Regions from separate parts of the Homo sapiens genome. Here region 1 is linked to region 2. A link is a contact called in ENCODE Hi-C or POLR2A ChIA-PET data. All regions are on one chromosome and are shown on one strand. The core of a region is the stretch at or near the end of the contact, and the rest is flanking DNA. Distances in the headings are between cores, read along the strand shown. Region 1 has its middle 92 kb from the start of ZNF462. Region 2 has its middle 220 kb from the start of TMEM38B.

What was found. A loop is a pair of places that touch in the nucleus more often than their neighbours do. ChIA-PET counts read pairs that join two places held with the same protein, here RNA polymerase II (POLR2A).
Region 1: a loop to region 2 is called in a map of gastrocnemius medialis, with 2.8 times the contacts of the local background. The contact joins two enhancer-like sites. A Hi-C loop is called at or near these places in 1 of 168 maps with a recorded cell type or tissue (gastrocnemius medialis). POLR2A ChIA-PET finds 5 or more read pairs at or near these places in 1 of 52 experiments (activated CD4-positive, alpha-beta T cell).

The regions. Positions count from the first base shown.
Region 1 is chr9:106,770,189-106,773,007 of GRCh38, reverse strand. No RefSeq gene overlaps it. Among named protein-coding and RNA genes, the nearest start is that of ZNF462, 92 kb to the left of the region's middle. Within about 2 kb of position 1,272, at least 3 of the 41 ENCODE cell types and tissues checked have a DNase peak (open chromatin) inside an H3K27ac peak, as active enhancers do; they include gastrocnemius medialis, where a contact is called at or near this core.
Region 2 is chr9:105,911,615-105,914,722 of GRCh38, reverse strand. No RefSeq gene overlaps it. Among named protein-coding and RNA genes, the nearest start is that of TMEM38B, 220 kb to the right of the region's middle. Within about 2 kb of position 1,727, at least 6 of the 41 ENCODE cell types and tissues checked have a DNase peak (open chromatin) inside an H3K27ac peak, as active enhancers do; they include gastrocnemius medialis, where a contact is called at or near this core.

The sequences.
Region 1 (2,819 bases), core at 23-2,522, 860 kb before region 2:
AAATGTAATAGATTTTTCATAAGACATGTTGAAGATACGCCACTGGGGTGGCTTCCAGTGGTTTCCAGAGATTATTCAAGGTTTCTTCATGCCTTATAGAAGTGGCCAGTTGTTTGTTTGTTTTTGTCATAGCCCTATGGCCCTTTAAAATGCTCATTATACTCAGGAATTAGGCTGTCTCACTGAATCTGATAAGGGTCTTCACAGAGTTTGTATCAGAACACGTGCTATGTCCAGAAAGACAAAGTCATATGAGTGTCTTCAGAGGCCAAGAAGTGAAATACTAATCCTGATTTTTGTGCCAAAGACTAAAAATAATTCAAGCCCAGAGCACAGTGTATCACAGAGGTCTCATCAGCTGAGAAATCTTATTTTCCTTCAAAGTCCCGTGCTTTTCATATGCCTCCTTTATTTAAGTTCATTGGTTTATACTTCATGGAGGCAAGATCAAATACTGCACTTCTCGGTTCCTAAACTAGAGACATTATTATACCCTCATTCACCTAAGGAAAACACACAGTCTTGGAGAAGTTTCCCTTTCGGAGTTAATAAACAGGTTTTGATATCATGCTTCTGAGGAGACTGGGCTCAGATTTTACCTAACCACATTTCAGAGGCTCTTTGGGACTGCGAGATTAAAGCGGACAGCCAGGAGTTTCCTTAAACATGTTAGGTCTTACATATGGTTCTAACTATGGTCATGGTTTCAAGGGACTATGAGATAGACCTCACAAAGAATTGTTCTTGTGTCCGTGTTAGAAATTGGCTGTAGCTAGCTTGGCTTACAGACATACTTAATATTTTGAAAGTTTGAAACACTTTGAAGTTACTTTCAAAACTTCTGCTTCTTCTCCCTATTCTTTCTGACTTTCTCTTCCCACCCAAGAGTCAGAGCTGGATGTGAATTTCTTTGAGAGGGGTGGCTTGATCCTTATCTCTGCCACTCACATGCAAGGGAGGAACTCACAATATTATGAGGTGCTTACCTGTTACCAGGTTTATAAACAATCCCAAACATGGTGACTCTGTCTCCACAGGGCTCAACCTTGCCCAGTGCAGGTCCTGAAGCTCATGGCCTTAGTCCCACCCATTCACAGACTTGGCCCTTTGTCTGGGGCTCCTCCCCGTTAGAAGGTGAGGTAAGATATGTATCCTGCTGCTGTCATTGTCATCTCTGTTTTCGGAAGGCCTGGGCCAAGCCCAAGTACTGGCAGGCCTGTATGTTAGCTTGGAACCCTGCCCGGCTTGGCTTTTTGATTATGCTGCACTTCTAACACATGCAAGCTGGATTCTTGGCTTGGTCTGTTTGTGCTGCTGTAACAAAATACCTGGCCAGGCATGGTGGCTCATGCCTGTAATCCCAGGACTTTGGGAGGCTGAGGCGGGTAGATCACATGAAGTCAGTTCGAGACCAGCCTGGCCAACATGGTGAAACCCTGTCTCTACTAAAAATACAGAAATTAGCTAGCGGGGCATGGTGGTGGGGACCTGTAATCCCAGCTGCTCGGGAGGTTGAGGGAGGAGAATCACTTGAACCTGGGAGGCAGAGGGTGCAGTGAGCCAAGATCGTGCCATTGCACACCAGCCTGGGCAACAAAAGAGTGAAACTCCATCTCAAAAACAAAAACAAACAACAACAACAACAAAAACACACACACATCTTAGCCTGGGCGATTTATCAAGAACAGAAATTTATTTCTCACAGTTCTGGAAGCTGGAAGCCCAAGATCAAGGTGCCAGCAGGTTCAGTGTCTGGTGAGGGCCTGGTCTCTACTTCCAAGATGGCACCTTGAATGCTGCATCCTCTGGAGGGGATGAATGCTGTGTCAAAAAAAGCTGAATGCTGTGTTAAGGCTCATTTATAAAGGCCTTAATCCCACTCATGAAAGAGAAGCCCTTATGACCAAATCACCACCTGAAGGCCCTACTCTTAAATGCTGTTGTATTGGAGATTAAGTTTCAACATGAATTTTGGAGGGGACACAAATATTCAAACTATAGCAGCCTCTGAGTCCAACCCATTGGCTGGGACACTTGCTGGCCTAAATGAACATGGTCCAACAGAAATGTAGTGTGAGCCAGGCTTATGGGCCCTGGGCCACACATGTAACTTTTAATTTTTCTAGTAGCCTCATTAAAAAATGGAAAAAGAAACAGGTGAAATTAATTTGGCGGTGGTAGGGAGAAAATGGGGAGATATGGGTCAGAGGATACAAAGAGGCAGATATGTAGGATGAACAGTTCTAGAGATCTAATGCACCACATAAGGATGATAGGTAATAAAATTGTTCTGTATTTGGAAATTCGGCTAGATGAATAGATTTTAGCAGCTCTTGCCAGAAAAAAAGGGTAACGATGTGAGCTGATGGATATATTAATTTGCTTTACTATAGTGACCATTTTACTATATATATGTATCCCAATAACATCATGTTATATACCACAAATATACACAATAAAATTTATTTAAACATAATTTTAATAATATATTTTATTTAACCCAATATAACCAAAGTACTATCACTTCAATATGTAGGCAGTATAAGAAAGATTACTGAAATATTTAACTTTTTGTACACTAAGTCCTTCAAATCCAGTGGATTTTACACTTCACATCTCAATGTGGAACCACTTGTGACTAGCAGCTACCGTATTGGACAATGCAGGCCCTGACCCAATTCTGCTTAATTTGGACGTTGTTGTAACCTGGTTGTGGAGCTACCATTTTCTGTGAGGGCACCTCTGATGGGAGGTTACTGTCTACCAGCCAAGACCCCTTCTTCCCCTGGAGACTGAAATCAGTCTGGAAAGAGCATTAC
Region 2 (3,108 bases), core at 478-2,977:
TTAGTGATGTGTATTTGGAGAAAATCACAGGGATTAGAAAAAATTGTGACTTATACAAATGGCTCCTTAAAAAATTATTTTTTTCTATTTCTTACTAGTGATGAACACTGTTTAACTCAGAATAGCTTTGCTTTAGCAAGTCCGTGTCTTTAACTTACAATCCTTTCAATGCAATTCTCTGTAATCAATTTCTTTTGTTAGCTCAATGGCAGTTTCACTTGTGCTGATCTTTATTTATGCAGAGCTGCACCACAGTGGGGGTCTCCATGGGCCTGCAATGATCGAGCTTGACCATCAGAAAGACCCTCCTCATGGCTGGGGAGACACTATGCATGTAACTCCTAACAGACATTGTTCTCCAGGGACTGGGAAGGAAACAGCATGTTTCTAACACAAGTTCATCAGTACTCAGAGATTCTTCAGAGCAAAATAATACTCATTTAAAGAATACATTTATCAGCAGCATAGAAGCAGTACCTGACAGCCTGAGTTCAAACCTCAGCAATACCAATTACTAATCCCAGGACCTTGAGCAAGATACTTACCTTTTCTATTCCTTGGTTTCCTCATTGGGAGGTAAAAGTAAACATCTCACTCATATGAAATTCATATGAAAAATGAACAAGATAATATAACTCTGAAGCTAGCAGGTAGGAAATGCTCATTTAAAGCTAGCTGTTTCTACTATCAACAAAAAGAGTCAAACTCTAAAATATTTTGAAGGGATTTATCCTGAGCCAAATATAAGTGACCACAGTCCATGACACAGCCCCAGGACATCCTGAGAACACGTGCCCAAGGTAGTCAAGATAGGGCTTGAATTTATACATCTTAGGGAGACATAAGACATCAATCAATACATGTAAGATGTTCATTGCTTCGGTCTGGAAATGCAGGACGCTGGAAGCAGGGGCTTCCAGGTCACAGGCAGATTCAAAGATTTTCTGATTAGCAATTGGTTGAAAAAGTTAAATTATTATCTAACGCCTCAGAATTAATAGAAAGCAATGTCTGAGTTAAAAAAAGCGTTTGTGGAGACCAGAGTTCCCATTATGCAGAGGAAGTCTCCAGGTAGCAGGCTTCAGAGAGAACAGATTGAAAATGTTTCTTCTCAAAGTTGATTCTCTCCTGGATTAGGAAAAAGGAAAGAAAAGGAAGGGGATTCTCTTCAGAATGGAGATTTTCCCCACAAGAGTCAGCTTTGCAGGAGTATTTCAAGATAGGGCAAATAAAACATATTTGGGGTTAAAATATTTTTATTTCCTTCTTTATCATGTGATGCTATGCCAGAGTCAGACTGGAAAGTAAGCCGCCTTATGTAGGCGTAAATAATACCCTTCTGATGAGACTTTGTGGATTGTAGCGTGTTACTCCCCAGGGCCCTTCAATAAGAATTTGGGCGAGAGAAGAAAAAGGTCAGTTTAGTCCTCACTACTATGATGAACTGCAATTTTACATGAGTCATAGTCTTAAACCCTGCAAGACCTACACAAGGTTCATTACAGACCAATTCAACTAACTTTTACGAAGCTTGGTGCTCTCACAAACGTAACTTCATTTAAGTTTTTCCAAACCTGGTTATAAAGACTTACTTATCTTCACTTTACACCTGAGGACACTAAAGCCCAGAGAGGAACAGTGATTCACCCAAGGGTGTGCAACAAGCCCCAGGTTGCCTGATTCTGAGTCAGAACTCGCTCCATAAGAAATATAACACCAGAGTGTCAACAACATGATCACCTTTCACAAGCCGGGAAGCAAATGCAGAGGGGCTTGGTGACCTGCCAGTGAGCTTCAGAGAATCCAGGTCAGAAGCTGAATTAGATCTGTCTTTGCAACCAAGAGCAGTTCTCCCACAGGACCCTGAAGGACCACCACTAAAGCTTTGTAAGAAAGCTTCCTATTCTTTATTCTGACATTGCCTTTTCTACCAGGGATGACATAGAAGCTCAATCCTGGCTTATTTTAATGCTTTGGATTTTTTTAATGCCTTCTCCCTATAAAGGGCTGTGGAAAAAGTTCATCATGTGCTCTTTGGAAAGGCTCCCTGGGCACCCAAAATAGATGCCTTCATGGTTAGATGTCACCAATAAAGCCCACTGTCTCCTAATAAAAGAAAGCAAAAGTATGAGGTTTCTGTAAAATGTTCAATAAATAAATGAAATGCTTTGAGAAGAGCATTGGTAAACAGAAATGTTTCTAGAGGAACTCATCAAACTGAGCCAAAGGAGAATGTTTTCTTGGAATTAAAAAGAAAGAAAAAGAACTGAGAAACCAGAAGAGGGACAGGAAAGCTGCCTCAAACGCTTGAAGAGCTATCATGTAAAAAAAGGAGCAAGGTGTGTTCCAAGTGTCTCCAAAGGAAAGAAGAGTAATGATCAGCACTACCAATGTTGCAACAGGCTGGGCAGAGGAGTCTAGGGGTTAAGGACATAAAACTGGAGCTTTGTGGGCTTAAATCCCTTTCCTGCAACACAGAAAGCTTCCATTTCCCCATCTGTAAAATGGGAATGACAATAACTACCTACCTCATAAGGCTGCTGTGCACATTAAATAGGATAATGAATCTCAAGGGCTTGCCACTATGCCTGGTGCATAGTAAGTCCTCCATGTCATGTCATCTGTTATCCTTGCTGTTGGGAGAAAGTGAATTCTTTGTCCTTGGCTGTATTCATGCAACAATTTATGATCAATGAGCTGCAAAGCTGTGTTGGGAAAAAGATGCATGCATTAGGCAAAGGGTCAGATTAAGTGACCTCTAAGCTTCCTTCCACACTTGGGTTTCAAAATTCTTTGTTTCATTGAAACTGTGGTTAATGTGAAGTCCTCTATTGGACTACCCTTCTGAGCTCCAGCTTTGGGGTTTTGTTTTTCCACTTTTGTACTTGCAAATCCTTGCTGAGGAGCAAAATCTGGAGAGTGAGTCTTCTTTTGCTTGGTGACTGCATTCCTGGAATTCCCAAGATTCCAGTCCCTTTTCCTCCTCACATTGTAAACATTAGGTTCTTGTGGGGAGGACAAAAAGGTCACTTTTCGAACAGCATTTGCTCCCAGACTCTCATCTGAATAATTCAACTCAACTTCATGAAAGCACCAGACTTTGGGCTG